2 separate regions of the Homo sapiens genome follow, and region 2 is linked to region 1. A link is an interaction called in ENCODE POLR2A ChIA-PET data of the cell type or tissue named here. Cell type or tissue: MCF 10A. All regions are shown on one strand. Links, peaks and the distances in the headings refer to the core of each region. The heading gives the core; the rest is flanking DNA. Region 1 overlaps MRTFA (myocardin related transcription factor A). Region 2 holds the start of LOC124905122 (a long non-coding RNA gene).

Region 1 (8,354 bases), core at 112-8,111:
AAGCTGCACAAGTGGTAACAGGTAGAGCCAGAGTTCAAACACAGGTTGGCCTGATATCAAAGCTTGTGCTTTTTCTACTATATCACATTTATGCCACAGTCATAATAAAAATATTAATAACTATAAATAAATATTATTCCCCACATCCTCAAAAATCTGAAGCTCACCACTTCATTTTGGGTAGCTGCTCATCTCCCCCCTTGAGGTGACCTCCTATTCTAATGGTGGCAAACAGATCTCAAAGTGCCAATTACTTCAATGTCATCAGTCTCTTTCCTGAGGATCTATAAAGCAATGTGCAACCAACTCCATCATGTAAGATCTGGGCATAGCATGCACTTGCACCAGATGCCTGAACAGGGTGGAGATAAACTAGGAATGTGCTTCCTTTAGCACTTTTAGGTAGGGCCATCTGAACACTCCCTTCCAAAGTTAAAGGCACCAAGAACAGCATTTTCCTTATTGCATTAGTTCTGCCCATTCACTGAGAAAATATGGGCAGCCTTGAATCTCATTTGCTAATCCCTGCTGGTATCACTGATGCTGACATTCTGCACCCAACTTTGTTGTACAGATTCAAAACTTGGAATAGGGTAGTCATTCTAGAGCAAACCAAAAGTGACAAAAAATTGTTTTCCTTAAAATTAAATTAGGCCAGGGACAGTGGGTTGTGCCTATAATCCCAGCACTTTGTGGGGGTCAAGGTGGGAGGATTACTTGAGAGCTGGAGTTGGAGACCAACCTGGGCAACACAGGGAGACAACATCTGGTTGTGTGTGCCTGTAGTGTATGCCTGTTGACCCAGACTGCAGTGAGCCACCACTGTGCCACGGCACTCCAGCCTGAACAAGAGTGAGCCCGTCTCAAAAAAACAAAACACAGAGACAGGATCTCACTCTCTTGCCGAGGCTGGAATGCAGTGGTGCAGGATCACAGCTCACTGTAATCTCAAACTTCTGGGCTCAAGTGATTCTTCCACCTCAGCCTCCCAAATAGCTAGGACTGCAGGCGCTCTCCACCACGTCTGGCTAATTTTAAAAAAATTTTTTTGTAGAGATGGGGTCTCACTATATTGCCCAGGTTGGTTTCAAACTCCTGGTCTCAAGCAATCCTCCTGCTTCAGTCTCCCAAAGTGCTGGAATCACAGGCGTGAGCTACTATGACAGACCTAAAGTAATTTTTTTTTTTTTTTTTTAAGATAGGGTCTCAGCCAGGCGCAATGGCTCACGCCTGTAATCCCAGCACTTTGGGAGGCCGAGGCGAGTGGATCACGAGGTCAGGAGATCAAGACCAACCTGGCTAACATGGTGAAACCCCATCTCTACTAAAAATACAAAAAAGTAGCCGGGTGTGGTGGGGGGCGCCTGTAGTCCCAGCTACTCGGGAGGCTGAGGCAGGAGAATGGCATGAACCCAGGAGGCAGAGCTGGCAGTGAGCCGAGATAGTGCCACTGCACTCCAGCCTGGGTGACAGAGTGAGACTGTCTCAATAAAAAAAAAAAAATTAAAATTAAAATAAAAAGATAGGTCTCATTCTGTCGCCAGGATGGAGTACAGTGGTGCGATCATGGCTCACTGCAGCCTTGACCTCCCGGACTCAATCAGTCCTCCCACCTCAGCCTCCTGAGTAATCGGGACTACAGACGCACAGTAGCATGCTTGACCAATTTTTGCTTTTTGGGGGTTTGTTTTTGTAGAGATGGTGTTTCACCATGTTGCTCAGGCTGGTCTCAAACTCCTGGACTCAAGTGATCCGCTCACCTCAACCTCCCAAAATGTTGGGATTACAGGCTTTGCTGGGATTGGGCATGAGGCACTACACCTGGCCCTTTTCTATGGGAAGCAGTAGGGAATAGAAAGGTGATTAAAAATTAGACCATATGGGTTGGGTTATAGATAGATAGATAATTAGATAGACAAACAATCTGAAGCTTATTCAAATGTTTATGTATCAAGTTTTCTATGGATAAAGAAAAAAAAAACAGTAAATTCTCACTCTTCAGTCCTAAATGATGTAAAATTTTAGCTATTTGACTCAAAAAGATAAAAATTTAAAAATAAAATTTGATAAAGTCTGCAGCAAAATTTGTCTTCTCTGTGGAAGAAAGAAATCCATAAAATTAAACTTCATGTAGTGTCTGAGCGTAAAAGCTACAAATCAGCTAAACTTGTTGGAATGGGTTAAAATTCTCAAGATCAAACACATAAAGGAGAAGCCAGATCATTATAATACATTAGGAGCCCATTTAACTACTGTAGGATTTTCCCACTCCACATCCCCCAGGTTTAGTAAAGACTTTTCAAAAGCAAAGGTAGGTGTAACTGTAGAAGAGTTCATGTTATAAGTACCGCAACTTTGTATTTCCTGAAGTCTGTGTGGTTGAATTTGCAAATGGAACATTTCACTACTGCAGGTTTTGCACAAAATTTTACGAAACAAACCTGCATTAAGTTAAAGCAGAACTTAAATAAATGCCTTTTCTGGATACTTCAGAAACAATTTCCATATATTTCCTATTACAGAATTCTTTTAATTTAGATACTCCTTCAACATACATGAGTAGAAGGGAAATTCCAGCTCAAAATCTAAAAGTAGAGGCGGGTGCGGTGGCTCACACCTGTAATCCCAGCACTTTAGGAGGCCGACGCAGGCGGATCACGAGGTCAGGAGATCGAGACCATCCTGGCCAACATGGTGAAACCCCGTCTCTACTAAAAATACAAAGATTAGCTGGGCATGGTGGCACGTGCCTGTAAATCCCAGCTACTCAGGAGGCTGAGGCAGGAGAATCGCTTGCATCTGGGAGTAGGAGGTTGCAGTGAGAGGAGATTGCGCCACTGCACTCCAGCCTGGCAACATAGTGAGACTCCGTCTCAAAAAAAAAAAAAAAATCTAAAAGAATGCAAAGTGATCAAATAATTCCTCCATACCACATACCTCAATTTTCTAGCATAATTCTGAGTGATGCAGAGTGCCACACCTATCAGCAGAATGCTTATTTTAAAAATGTCCCTGATACTACCATGTACTTTTCCTCCTCCTGATTTTCAAATCATCCCAGTATTAACATCCATCCCTAAGGAATCTCACTAGTAGTTTCAGAAAAATGAATTTGATTTGTTTTACACACTGTGGGACAGACAACAAACAAGACCCCTTTTCCTCTGCCTCTTCGATGCTTCTCCTGGGCATGAAAACAGCCTGAACTGTGGCAACAGCTGGGGATCATTAAACTGACAGAAATAGCTTAGGAGACTCCAATGGTGTGTGAAGGCGGGAGGAGAGCCTGAGTATCAGATTAAAAAAAATCAAAAGGGCAAAAGGAAAGGGGGGCAGGGCAGGGAAGCCTAAGGAGTGTATCACACCTAAATTTCCTTTACCACAGCCAAGAAGATGCAGTGAAGCAAATGACAGGATACATGAATGCGGCCTAAATTGCTTAGCCTCCTACCTATTCCTAGATGGAAGGTTTAGTCAAACCTAAAAATGTGGGTCTCAATGAAGACATGGTGGGGAAGAGTAGGGAGGAGAACTGCGGAATCTCAAAGGCTAACTATGGGTCTGGAAGAATCACTTAGAGGAGGTTGCAATGATGGTAAAAATAAACTCTAAGATGGAGGAGGAGCAAGGGCTGTGAGAATACATCCCAAGCCCTAAGTGGACTCAGAGATTAACGTAGTCCTAAGGCATCTCCCTCAACTGGGAAGGACCAAATGCTACATGAAATGCATGTTCTTGTTCTTGCTAGAGCACAGCCATGCCTCCCCAGTGGTAGCTTTTCAACCTGGCAGGCCTTCGAAGGTCGGTGCAGGAATGAGCCATCTGCCTGGCCCACTGCCCGAGTGTGTTCAGCACATACCTGAATGCCCTAGAGTAGCTTTATTCAGATCACCCCAAGGGAGTGGGCTTGCAGATCCCGACTTACGCCTTTAAATCTGGTTAGTCCCAGGATCCTGGTGTACCTTCTTCATCCCCACACTTGTTAGGCTGTCTATTCAATATTATCATCAAGGCTTCTCCCACCAAGGCGTTTTCTTTATAACTAATCTTATAGGACTGCAGTTTCAGATTGTTCCCCACCTGCAAGCCCGAACAGGAAATGATTCGATTACGGATATTAAGACTGCAACTTTCTTTGGCAAGAGTGTTTTGTAACTATGAGATTGCACCAAGCTCGGTTGAACATTTTATTCAATGAATCTAATTACTTACTAAAGAAAGTTCCAGGCTGGTGACTGGTCTCAACAAAAAGCTACCACTATACTACCTTCTTCTTGAATAGCTTGCTTCTTTTCTTTATTGTTTTTTTCTTCCTTCCACTCTAGGAGGAAAATTTGCTTCTTTTCTAACCACAAATCTGGCAGGAAAATATGCTCATGCATATTTCCATACTAAGACATTTTTGTCTAAACAACTGTATTTGAATCTGGCTTTTTATAAGAAGTCCAAAAACCTTACAACGGTTGGCTCATTACGAACACTTTAAGTTCGTATTAAGAAGGGTACAGGGAGCCGGGTGCAGTGTGGCTCACGCCTCTAATCCTAGCACTTTGGGAGGCTGAGGCTGGTGGATCACTTGATCTCAGACAGCCTGGGCAACACGGCAAAACCCCATCTCTACAAAAAAATTAGCTGGGCATGGTGGCACTTGCCTGTGGTCCCAGCTACTTGGGGGACTAAGGCGGGAGGATCACTTGAGCCTAGGGGGTCAAGGCTGCAGTGGGCCAAGGTTGCATCACTGCAATCCAGCCTGGGTGACAAAGCAAGACTGTCTCAAAAAACAAAAACAAACAAAAGAGAAGGGTAGCAGGTGTACAAAAATAAATTCACTACACAAGAGACTAACAAAAGAGTGTAAACTTCATATATACTTGTGTGTGTTTGTGTGTGTATCACACAGTTCACTCTGAGGCTAAATAACATCTAAGGACAGGATATATGTTAACCACTATTGTGACTATAATCACCTCTCAGTGTATGCAGCCTTGGTGAGTACAGCCTTTACCACAGTATATCCCTTACCTAAAATTTTCAAATTAATGTCATAAATATTTATAAGTAATCACTTATTTTGTGTATGCGTTGGTACTAAGTATGACATAGGAACTGAGAAGGAAAACACCACTATACATTTATATAATACTTTACAAAGCTACTTTCATACGTATCTCATTTGACCCTATGAGCCAGAACTGGAGTCATTAGTCATTATACCCACTACTACACAATGAGAAGAACTAGTGTGCCAAGCTTAGAGCAACTTAGCCAAGTTCACCATTGGCAAGATCAAACCAAGAACTTTGGGTTCTTGACTACCAGACCACTACTGGGATATTAGCTGCCTACCACAAAAAGGCTTCTGCCCTCAAGGAATTAATCTCTGACACCTAATGCCTTGACTGGTGTTTCTCAGATGTACCAAGTTTCTTCTCAGAAAGAATCTCACTATCTCCTGGTCCAACATACACTGAATCTAATCAAGATATTTATAGAAAAAGGTTATTTATTAATATCACTGACAATGAACAGATGTGAGTTCCTTCTGGAGGCCAGAATCGTTAATGAGACTGAATAAAACTGAATTAGGACAGAGTGCTCAAAATGTATCTGTCACTTTGGGATAAATACCTCATTTTGCTTATGGATATGATACTGCCCTCTAGTGCCAGGAAGCACAGTAACAATCAGCAATCTCAGTAGATTAACTCACCTAATGCATATGAACCACCTACCATGTATAAAAATGCTTTGCTAGACACCGTGGAGAAAAAAAGAAGAAAGAAAAACTTAAACCTATCACACACATACAACCATCAAAACCACATAAGCCCCTTGAGGAATCTATAAATATAATAGAGAATATGAGAAATGAAAAACAAATCACTACAATCAGAGATAGCGTTACAAGTGCTTTAAGAGTTTGCAGATAATACATTACTAGAGTACAAAAGGGATTAGGTAAGCTTCACAGGGCAACAGCATATAAGCTATCTGAAGGCCTTCATAAACTAGAGATGAACAACATGAGCTAGGACTTGGAGGTAGGAAATCTACAAGGTTAAGGTCACAGCCAACACTCCCCAGTTTAGCTGGAGCATTACGTTTGTGAAAAAGAGTAACAGAAGGAAGGCTGACTAGGGTCAGACTGTGAAGGGTCTAGAACTGTGCTATCAGACATGGCAGCCACTAGCCACACATGCTATTTAAATTTAATTAAAATCAAATAAAATTAGCAGCACATGTCCCAGCTACTTGGGGAGGCTGACAGAATTGAGCCCAGAGTTTGAGTCCAGCCTGGGCGACACGGTGAGACTCCATCTCTCTCTTTTTTTTTAATTAAATTAAAAATTCAGCCGGGTGCAGTGGCTCATGCCTGTAATCCTCCCAGCTCTTTGAGAGGCCAAGGCGGGCGGATCAACTGAGGTCAGGAGTTCGAGACCAGCCTGGCTAACGTGGTGAAACCCTGTCTCTACTAAAAATACGAAAAATTAGCCAGGCATGGTGGCGGGCGCCTGTAATCCCAGCTACTCAGGAAGCTGAGGCAGGAGAATCACTTAAACCCTGGACATGGAAGTTGCAGTGAGCCAAGATGGCGCCACTGCACTCCAGCCTGGGCAACAAGAGCAAAACTCCGTCTCAAAAAAAGTAATAATAATTCAGCTCCTCACTGCTTTAGCCACATTTCAAATCTCAATGGGTACATTTGACTTGTGGCTAACATATTGTGTTATATCAATACCAATACTGATTGATGTTAGATCTTTCATAGATCTAACATCATTCATATTGTATCAGAGGTTGTATAAAATCATAAAACACCAACGTTTCATGATGGCTCAGTCCTGAAAAAAAATTCATGCAGATGTGATTGATGCCAAAGTCTATTAATAAGGAAAATAAAGCTATAAAAAAAGAAAATATTAAGAATTTATAATAATAAAACACAAGACACAATCATTTTCACTGGGTATCTTTGAGTATTACAAGGAAGAATGATCTTTGTCCCTCGAACACCTGCTTCAGCCCAAAAGCAGGGACATCAGATATTCTTAATACTTTTACCATTTGAGGCAAAATCTGTTTCTCTTGTGCAGTTTACAAAATGACAGCAATTAAAAAAATAATGTGTATCTGTAGAAGACATAATTTCAAATTTTTTTTTTTTTTTTATGGAGACGGAGTCTCGTTCTGTCGCCCAGGCTGGAGTGCAGTGTCGTGAACATGGTTCTAGCCTCCTGTGTAGCTGGGACCACAGGTGTACACCACCATGCCCAGCTAATTTTTTCATTTTTTTTTTTCTAGAGACAGGGTCTCACTTTGAAGCCCAGCCTGGTCTCGAAATGCTGGGCTAAAGTGACCCTCCCAGACTCAGCCTCCCCAAGTGTTGGGATTACAGGCATGAGCCACTGCACCCAGCCCATAATTTGAGTCCTTTCAAGACTGAGTCAATATACAGAATTCTAAATGAAAGGTTCTAAGCACACTATAAAATCAGCAAAGTAGCCGGGCATGGTGGCTCACTCCTATAATCCCAGCACTCTGGGAAGCCAAGGCGAGTGGATCACTTGAGGTCAGGAGTTCGAGACCAGCCTGGCTAACATGGTGAAATCCTGTCTCTATTAAAAATTCAAAAATTAGCCAGGTGTGGTGGCGAGCACCTGTAATCCCTGCTACTCGGGAGGCTGAGGCAAGAGAATCGCTTGAAGGCAGAGGTTGCAGTGGGCAGAGATCGCGCCACTGCACTCCAGTCTGGGAGACAAAGCATGACTCTGTCGCAAAAAAAAAAAAAAAAATCAGAAAAGTGTAGTTAATTGCTTAGGGTAGTTATCTAACATTACCATTCTGATCCTACTTATCACAAGCCTGAATCTCTATTGCCTATAGGTTTTTTTTGCATGTAACACAGATATTTTTAATGATCAGATTGAAAATATGGAACATTACAATCTTTTGAATTACAAAGTCAAAGGTAGCAGCCCAAGTCCTAAGCCATACTATCCCCCGCCTCTCAAATAATCTTCCCTTTAATGTTGCCATGGTGTTTCTTTGACGTTAGTCCAGAACAGTTCTAGATATTCAAAGAAAAAGCAACTGCCTCTCAACCAATTCTTAAAACTATTCTCAGCTGGGCGCGATGGCTCACGCCTGTAATCCTAGCACTTTGGGAGGCCAAGGCCGGCGGATCATGAGGTCAGGAGATCAAGACCATCCTGGCTAATACGTGAAACCCTGTCTCTGCTAAAAATACAAAAAACTACCTGGGCATGGTGGTGGGTACCTGTAGTCCCAGCTACTCGGGAGGCTGAAGCAGGAGAATGGTATTAACCCAGGAGGCGGAGCTTGCAGTGAGCAGG
Region 2 (8,354 bases), core at 284-8,283, 170 kb after region 1:
TTTTTTTACATGTCTGTTTGTGCTGCCTTCCTACCTACTCATTCTGAAGTGATTATTTTTTTCTTGCCTGGATGGACAAGGAGACTCAATACCCCACTGCACCTGAGTTTTGGAAAACTAGAGTGTGGAAAAAGCAGCAGCAGCTGCAGCAAAAACACTGATGAGAGTCAAACTGAATGATTATATTACACTAATGGTACCAGCTCCCGACAGGTGAATAAAATGTGCCTCATGATAGCAGTCATACAACAAATACCTTACAAGAAACTCACAGAGAAGAGGGGCAGAGCAACTCAGTGGAAAAGCAGGTGTGGTTTCAAAGCCTGGCTCTGCCCCGAGCCATGTGACCTTAGGAAATAGACTGTGTCCCTGAGTTTCAATCTCGTCACCTGTAAATTAGGAGTAACCATACAGATCGCAAGTCAACACCTGCCCTTGCACCGCTGCGGGGCTCAGCGGTCACTGACATGCAGTGAAAAAGTGGAAGTTCTAGCTGGGCGCGGTGGCTTATGTCTGTAATCCCAGTACTCTGGGTGGCTGAGGTGGGCAGATCATGAGGTGAGGAGTTCGAGACCAGCCTGGCCAACATGGTGAAACTTCGTCTCTACTAAAAATACAAAAATTAGCCAGGCATGGTGGCGTGTGCCTGTAATCCTAGCTACTCTGGAGGCTGAGGCAGGAGAATCGCTTGAACCCTGGGAGGTGAAGGCTGCAATGAGCCGAGATCGCGCCATTGCACTCTAGCCTGGGCGACAGAGCAAGACTCTGTCTCAAAAAAAAAAAAAAAAAAAAAAGGAAAGAAAAGTAGAAGTTCCTTTCCCGTCTATCCTGGGTCTTCACTGTCTACGTGCGTCCCCTCACTCCCAGCTGCTTGGGACCACGCTGTGCTTTGGTGTGGGTCAGTACCTGGACCCCTGGCCTGTCCCCTCAAGGTGTGCTTCTTCCTTCCCACAACACCAGGCCAGAGGTACTTGCTTTCCTTTCTCATCTTGGGTCTCTATTTTCCCACACCGTGGTGTGTCCCACACTTTACGGAGTGTTGGGGTGAATACAGAGAATGACAACAGAGAACTTATAGCTGTGGCCTAAACCTCATTGTAATGAGATGGAGAAAATTGTGTTCACTGGAACTCCCTTCAGAGGAAGCATTGTTTATTTATTCAGAAAAAAAAAAATTCTTTGGCCCAGTGCAGTGGCTCATACCTGTAATCCTAGCACTTTGGGAGCCCAAGGCGGGAGGATCTCTTGAACCCAGGAGTTTGAGACCAGCCTGGGAAACATAGCAAGACACGATCTCTACAAAAAATTTAAAAATTAGCCGAGCACGGTGGCACGCACCTGTGGTCCTAGGTACTTGGGTAGCTGAGGTGAGAGGATCACCTGAGCCTGGGAAGCAGAGGCTGCAGTGAGCTGAGACTGCTCCATTGCACTCCAGCCTGGATGACAGAGTGAGACCATGTCTCAAAAAAAAAAAAAAAAAATCCTTGATAAACCCACTTTGGGGAGGAGTTGAGCCCCCCTCCCCCCCAATTATTTAATAATAAATAAATAAATAAATAAATAAAATACCTAGAGAAGGAAAAACTACAACCCAAGGCATGACCTACTGGCACTACTCAAACAGTAGACATAAAGATTTATGGGGAGCAGGGGATCTCTCTTTAGGCCCAAGCTAGTGAACTGAAACAGTGTGACAGCAAATATCATTGAAGGCCAGGCCATTGTAACCACTTGATTCTACCTCCGCTCAGCCAGTCTAGGCCAGAGTGCTTAGGAGCAGAGCAGGGATGTACAGATGTCCCCAGTTCTCCACTCCTCTTGACCAGTAGGAACCCAGTATGGATGAGATGTAATGATTAGGTCCATAATGTTCAAAGTCAGCTTGTGACTTTGAGCAAGGGATTTTTTTTTTTTTTTTTTTTTTGAGGCAGAGTCTCACTTCTCACTCTGTTGCCCAGGCTGGAGTGCAGTGGTGCCATCTCTGATCGCTGGAACCTCTGCTTCCAGGGTTCAAGCAAGTCTCATGCTTCAGCCTCCTGAGTAGCTGGGATTACAGGTGTGTGCCACCATGCCTTGCTAATTTTTGTATTTTTACAGACGGCATTTCACCATGTTGGCCAGGCTGGTCTCGAACTCCTGACCTCAGGTGATCCACCCACCTCAGCCTCCCAAAGTGCTGGGATTACAGGAGTGAGCCACTGCGCCCAGTGCAGGTGACTTTAAGGGCACTTTTGCAAAATGCGAGTGATAATGCATTCTGATGGTTATAGATTAAGGTTAAGTAATTTAGCTGAGCTCAAACAGGCAGTAAATGGTAGAGCTGTGATTGGAACACAGACCATCCAGTGCCATAGTCCAGCCTCTTAGCTACAATGCCCTGCTTAGTTGTGGCTGGTCAGCTCTCTGTGGGTCCAGCAAGGGCTGTCACCCAGGCTGGAGTGCAGTGTTGCAATCTCGGCTCACTGCAAGCTCCGCTTCCCGGGTTCACACCACTCTTCCGCCCCAGCCTCCCAAGTAGCTGGGACTACAGGCGCCCGCCACCACGCCCGGCCAATTTTTTGTATTTTTAGTAGAGACGGGGTTTCACCGTGTTAGCCAGGATGGTCTCGATCTCCTGACCTCGTGATCCGCCCGCCTCGGCCTCCCAAAGTGCTGGGATTACAAGCGTGAGCCACCGCGCCCGGCCAACAGTGCAGTGTCTTAACGGTAGCTCTGCACAAAGTCACAAATTAGTCACAGTAACTTGTTACTTTGTATTCCTCTCACCTGTTTTGTGAGATTCCACAATTTCTCCTGCCTTCAGTTGCATTGCTTGGTGTATGATACATAGTCAATCTTTTTATCCATATCTCAGGAGCAAAATGTAACACAAATTCTACTTGTGGGTATCTTCCTGTATTCGGTTTTACAAAGCACTTGCATGTTGCCTTGTCAGGAAAGAGCAGTTGTTTCTCCAAAGAGAAAAGTTGTTTCACTAATATTAAGCTCATTCCCTATAGCTCAGTGTCCTTGCCTTTCTCTCTACATAATCACTTTTTATCCAAATGCTGAGTCACTATATAATTTTTTGAAGACATTTTAAATAGCCCTCAATTCAGTACACGCAGCACCAACACTGCACCTAACTCAGCTGAAGTTAAGACAATATGAACAGCTATGTTTAATTTATCAAATTTGCAAGCAATGATGATTCCATTAAAATGAAAAAAAATCATGTTTTAGGATTAGTTAAATGTGGTAGCAAATGCTGGTACTGATTAGAATTCTTACAACTGCAAGTGACAGGAAACAGACTAACTTAAGCAAAAGGACTGCATTAAGCCAGGAAATTCCAAAAGTCCCTGTAGTATAACAGTTTCAGGTATGGCTGGATTCAGGACTCCAGAATATAACCAGGACTCAGTTTCCTGCCATTTCTCTTTCTTTTCCGCAGGGTTGGTGTCAGTGGCAGGTTTCACATGCTGGCAAGCTGGAGCCAGCAGCTCCAGCTCCAGCTCTAGCACCCCTGGAGTTTTGAGTCCAGTGAAAAAAACGATGAGAGGCTTTGTCCCAGATATTTTAGCCTGAGTCTCAATGCCTCTCATTGGCTCCAACAGATCACATGCCCAGCCCTGAGCCAATCAACATGGCCACATCCGGGTCAGTTACTACTGCCTCCGCCCCATGCTGTGGAGCCCGGCTGGAAGCCCGGGGGTTGTTGGGTCTTCACCCGGGAAATGGGGAGAGAGACTGCGGGGCAGCTGGCACCACATACGTGCCTTACAGGTGGGGTGTGGGGACTTAGGAGGGCTTAGCACCCAGAGCATTAGCCCAGGGCCTGGCCCCTGGTGGCTTCTCCCGGCCGCTGGCTGCTTGGCAGGGCTGGAGGGGAGGAGACCCACAGTTTCGGGCTTGAGTCACCTCCCTCCTGGCCAGGCTTCGGCGGCACTGACTCAGCGCCTGCGTGAGCTGGATGCTGCCTGGAAAGCTAATCAGCCTCTGAGGCGAGTCATGCCTCCTGTGACGTGGGCTTGTGCTGTGAGTGGGCGGGAATGAATGAAGAAGCGTGGGCTCACCATGGTTCCTAGAGTGTTGATGAAGTGACGGGAGAGGGAGGCGGAAGTCAAGAGCAGCCCTTGGAAAAGGCTGCCAGCCCAGGCTGTGATGCTGTCTGCGGGCCCGTGCAGCCTGGTCCCGGGGTGGGCTCTCTGCACGCGGGCCCGTGCAGCCTGTTCCCGGGATGGGGCACACAGCTGCCACCTCCCCACACCCCAGCACCGGGGAGCGCCCCAGGGCTCCGCTGTGGCCTGCCCTGCGGCTGGCAGGCCATCCTCCGGTTCGTCCCTGTGTTTCAAACCTAAGTTCCATGAGGCAGGACGGGGTTGGTGGGGTCGGGCAGGAGGGCCGGGGATTGGAAGGTTGGCCAGCTCTACCTCCTGCCCTTCCCACCGCACCCCAAACTTAGCCTTGACAAACGGATCTCTGCCCTTCTAGGGGAGAGGAGAGGAGAAGAAATGGTGGTAGAGAAAGAAAGGCAAGGGGAGCTGTGCAGAACCACCCGGAAGCTTGAGAGTTCAACGCGGAGAACCTGCTCTGTGCCAGGCCCCCACCTGGGAGGTGTGGGCAACCTTCCTGCCTTCCGGGTGCTCAGAGTCTAGTCTGGAGACAATAAGAAAAATGGTTAATCACCATGGAATGTGCTAGCGCCTTAGCCCGAAGCAGGGGTCTGGTTATTGAGGTTTGTTGAAGGAAGATGCCTGTAAGGGCTGGGTGCGGTGGCTCACGCCTGTAATCCCAGCACTTTGGGAGACCAAGGTGGGCGGATCACCTGAGGTCAGGTGTTCGAGATCAGCTTGGTCAACATGGTGAAACCCTGCCTCTTCTAAAAATGCAAAAATTAGCCAGGCGTGGCAGTAGGTGCCTGTAATCCCAGCTACTCGGGAGGCTGAGGGAGGAGAAGCACTTGAACCCGGGAGGCAGAGGTTGCAATGAGCTGAGATTGGCCACTGCACTCCAGCCTGGGTGACAAGAGCAAAACTCCCCCTCAAAAAAAGAAAAGAGGGGGAGGGCAGGGGAGAAGGGGGAAGGGGGAAGGAAAGCAGGTATTGAAGGAGAAATTGCTGAGCTGGGCTCAGGTCTAGCCTTGGCCTGGGTTAGAGGAGTGGGCTCCAAGCAGAGTGGCCCCCTTAGAGGCAAAGAGAATGGCCTTGTCTGCCTCCTTTCAGGCTTTGGATGGGGCTGATAGGTGAGGTGGTGGGTGCTTGTCAGCCAAGGGCCCCTCCACATAAGGGGACAGGTGGGGGGCAGCTGCGAGTCTGTAGACCCAAGACTTGCAGCAGCTGGAGGACCGGTGAGCAGCCTGGTAAAGCGACCTGGGGAGGCACCAGCAGCATCTGCTGCAGTATGGCCACACTAGCTGTTTGATGGAGGACAGGGTAGGGAGCAGAGAGTAGGGAGCCGAGGGCAGGGAGCTTCCAGAAGGTCATTCTGCTGCATTGTGAAGAACAGCTGAGGAGGCGGCCAAGAGAAGAAAGGTCCGAGGGGGGCCGGGCGCAGTGGCTCACGCCTGTAATCCCAGCACTTTGGGAGGCCGAGGCGGGTGGATCATGAGGTCAGGAGTTTGAGACCAGCCTGGACAACATGGTGAAACCCCGTCTCTCCTAAAAATATAAAAATTAGCTGGGGCATGGTGGTGCGTGCCTGTAGTCCCAGCTACTCGGGAGGCTGAGGCAGGAGAATTGCTTGAACCCAGGAGGCAGAGGTTGCAGTGAGCCAAGATTGTACCACTGCACTCCCGCCTGCACGACAGCATGAGACTCTGTCTTAAAAAAAAAAAAAAATGGCCCGAGGGGTCGACATGTGCAGAAGTTACAGGAGCACACAGCCCTTTCTGGAAACCCTAAGATGTTTAAGGGTAACACGGGGTATGGGGGGAAGCAGGAGGTGGTGGTGAGAGAAGAGGCCTGACCCTGAAGGGTCACGTGTGCTCAACAAAAACAGGAGTTCTAAAAGAACCGGATTTTCCTTTCACCCCACCTCAGTTTTTTCTGCAAACAGTTGTGCGTGAAATCAGGACCCAGATGCTGCAGAACTGAAGTGGGAAGGGACTGACCACCACTGGGCAAAAGGCCGAAGAGGGTAGGCCACAGAGGGGCTGTCTCTAAGGGCTAAAAATACAAGGGTTGAGACCAACTGAAGTGTGGCGATTTCCTTGACGTTGGCATTTTGGTTTTGTTTTCCTTTTTTTAAGATAAGAGTTATATAGTAACTCAGAGCTCAGTAACATCAGCATTTTGGAAGTAGGATAGGAAGAAAGTCTCATCACAAGGGAGCCCTGTGGAGAGGAATGAGCACAGAATTTGGAGTCAGAAGAGTGGAAGGCCTGGGCTTGGGGCCTGGCTGCACCGTGCCGGCTGGATTGTTCTGGGAAAGCTGCCCAACTCTCTGCTCCGCAGTCCCCACATCTGTCACTAGGGATCATATCTGCCTCACAGGATCAGCTGAGATAAGGCACGTGTGTAAAAGGCTGTACAAATGTTAGTTACTATAAGGTTGTCTCAAAAAAATAAAACCCACGGCAAAGAGTATCCCAAGGCAGGCTCATTTTACTCCAATTACCATTTGGCACCGAGCAGATCAGGGGACTTACTGCATGACACAGCAAGTCAGTGGAAGAGCCAAGGAGTGCACTCATCCAAGTTACTGATTCCGATGTCAGCAAAACCTGCTGAAACCCATCTTCACACTGCAGTTCAGAGGGTGTCCCCAGGAAGCACCTCTCTGCAAAGCATGTTCAACGTAGTTCCCAGTGGCCTGCCAAATGGTCAGCAGCAAGGTGTAACTGGATGTCGCTTCCAGGAAGCAGAGTGAAAAGAGACAAGGAGTAGGAAACTAATGTCCAGAGTCGGCCATTTGCCCCAGGGACCGGAGTGGAGACTGCATTTCTAAGTGCTTCCTCTGTCCACAGCCCTCCTCCCCCATACCTTTTAAAAACAGATTTGCTGGCTGGGTACGGTGGCTCATGCCTGTAATCCCAGCACTTTGGGAGGCTGAGGCAGGTGAATTGCCTGAGCTCAGGAGTTCGAGACCAACCTGGACAAAACCCTATCTCTAGCAAAAAATACAAAAAGTTAGCCGGGCCTTGTGGTGCATACCTGTGGTTCCAGCCACTGGGAAGGCTGAAGTGGGAGGATCACTTGAGCCTGGGAGGTGGAGGTTGGAATGAGCTGAGATTGCGCCACTGCACTCCAACCTGAGTGACAGAGTGAGACCCCATCTCACAAAAACAAAACACAGATTTGTTGGCTGGGCATAGTGGCACATGCCTGTAATCCCAGCACTTTGGGAGGCCGAAGCGGAAGGATCACTGGAGTCCGGGAGTTTGAGACCAGCCCAAGCTGTGCAGCCCAGGCAACACAGCAAGACTTTGTGTTTCTTTTACAAAAAAAAAATTAGCCAGGTTTGGTAGTGTACACCTGTAGTCCTAGCTACTCTGGAGGCTGGGGTGGGTGGATCTCTTGCTTCCAAGAGTTCAAGGCTGCAGTGAGCTGATTATACCACTGTACTGTGGCCTGGGAAACAGAGTGAGACCCTGTCTCAAAAAAAAAAAAAACACCCAAAAGACAAAACACCACATTTGTTGAAATATAATTCACATACAATAAAAATACATCGTTTTAAAATGGACAATTCATGGTGATGTGCACCCGTAGTCCCAGCTACTTGGAAGGCTGAGATGAGAGGATCGCTGTGAGTCAATGAAACCTCTTTCCTTTATAAATTACCCAGTCTCAGGTATTTCTTCATAACAGAATGAGAATGGACTAATACATCCTCCCACCTCATCCTCCTAAAGTGTTGGGATTACAGGCGTGAGCCACCGCACCCAGCTGTTTACACTCTCTTGATGGTGTCCTTTAAAGCACACAAGTTGGTAGGAAGCAGTAGCTCATGCCTGTAATCCCAGCACTTTGGGAGGCCCAGGTGGGAGGATTGCTTGAGGCCAGATTGGGCAACATAGCAAGACCTCCATCTCTACAAAATTTTAAAAATTAGCTGGGTGTGGTGGTGCATGCCTGTAGTCCCAGGTACTCAGGAAGTCAAGGCTGAAGGATCACTGCAGCCTTGAGTCCGGCAGGTTGAAACTGCAGTGAGTTGTGATCGCACCACTGCACCCTAGTCTGACCAAAAGAATGAGACCCTGTCTCAGAAAAAAAAAAAAGAAAAAAAGGGGAAAAAACCCATAAAATTTTAAAATCATTATTAAGTCTAATTTATCTATTATTTTTTCTACTCTTGCTTGTGCTTTTGGTGTCAATCTAAGAAGTCTTTGCCTTACCCAAGGTTTACTGCTGCACTTTCTTCTAAGAGTTTTA

Evidence for each region. ChIA-PET counts read pairs that join two places held together with the same protein. Peaks named below come from ENCODE experiments on the same cell type or tissue, not always from the same donor. Only the 100,000 strongest peaks of a DNase experiment are listed, where the experiment ranks them.
Region 2: POLR2A ChIA-PET joins it to region 1 with 28 read pairs; 12 of 35 experiments call an interaction of 5 or more read pairs at or near these places.

The regions. Positions count from the first base shown.
Region 1 is chr22:40,482,196-40,490,549 of GRCh38, forward strand. The region is part of intron 3 of MRTFA (myocardin related transcription factor A); the gene reads right to left. Among named protein-coding and RNA genes, the nearest start is that of MRTFA-AS1, 35 kb to the right of the region's middle. In MCF 10A, for the core only: a CTCF peak has its summit at 5,644 (motif pointing left); DNase peaks (open chromatin) are centred at 3,836 and 4,116.
Region 2 is chr22:40,648,206-40,656,559 of GRCh38, forward strand. LOC124905122 (a long non-coding RNA gene) reads left to right here and starts at 3,643. Exons shown (of 2, transcript XR_007068108.1): 1 at 3,643-3,765; 2 at 4,474-6,566. RefSeq lists enhancers at 3,414-4,613, 4,095-4,194 and a cis regulatory region at 6,377-6,751. In MCF 10A, for the core only: no CTCF peak of the experiment used is centred there; DNase peaks (open chromatin) are centred at 3,616, 3,976 and 4,656.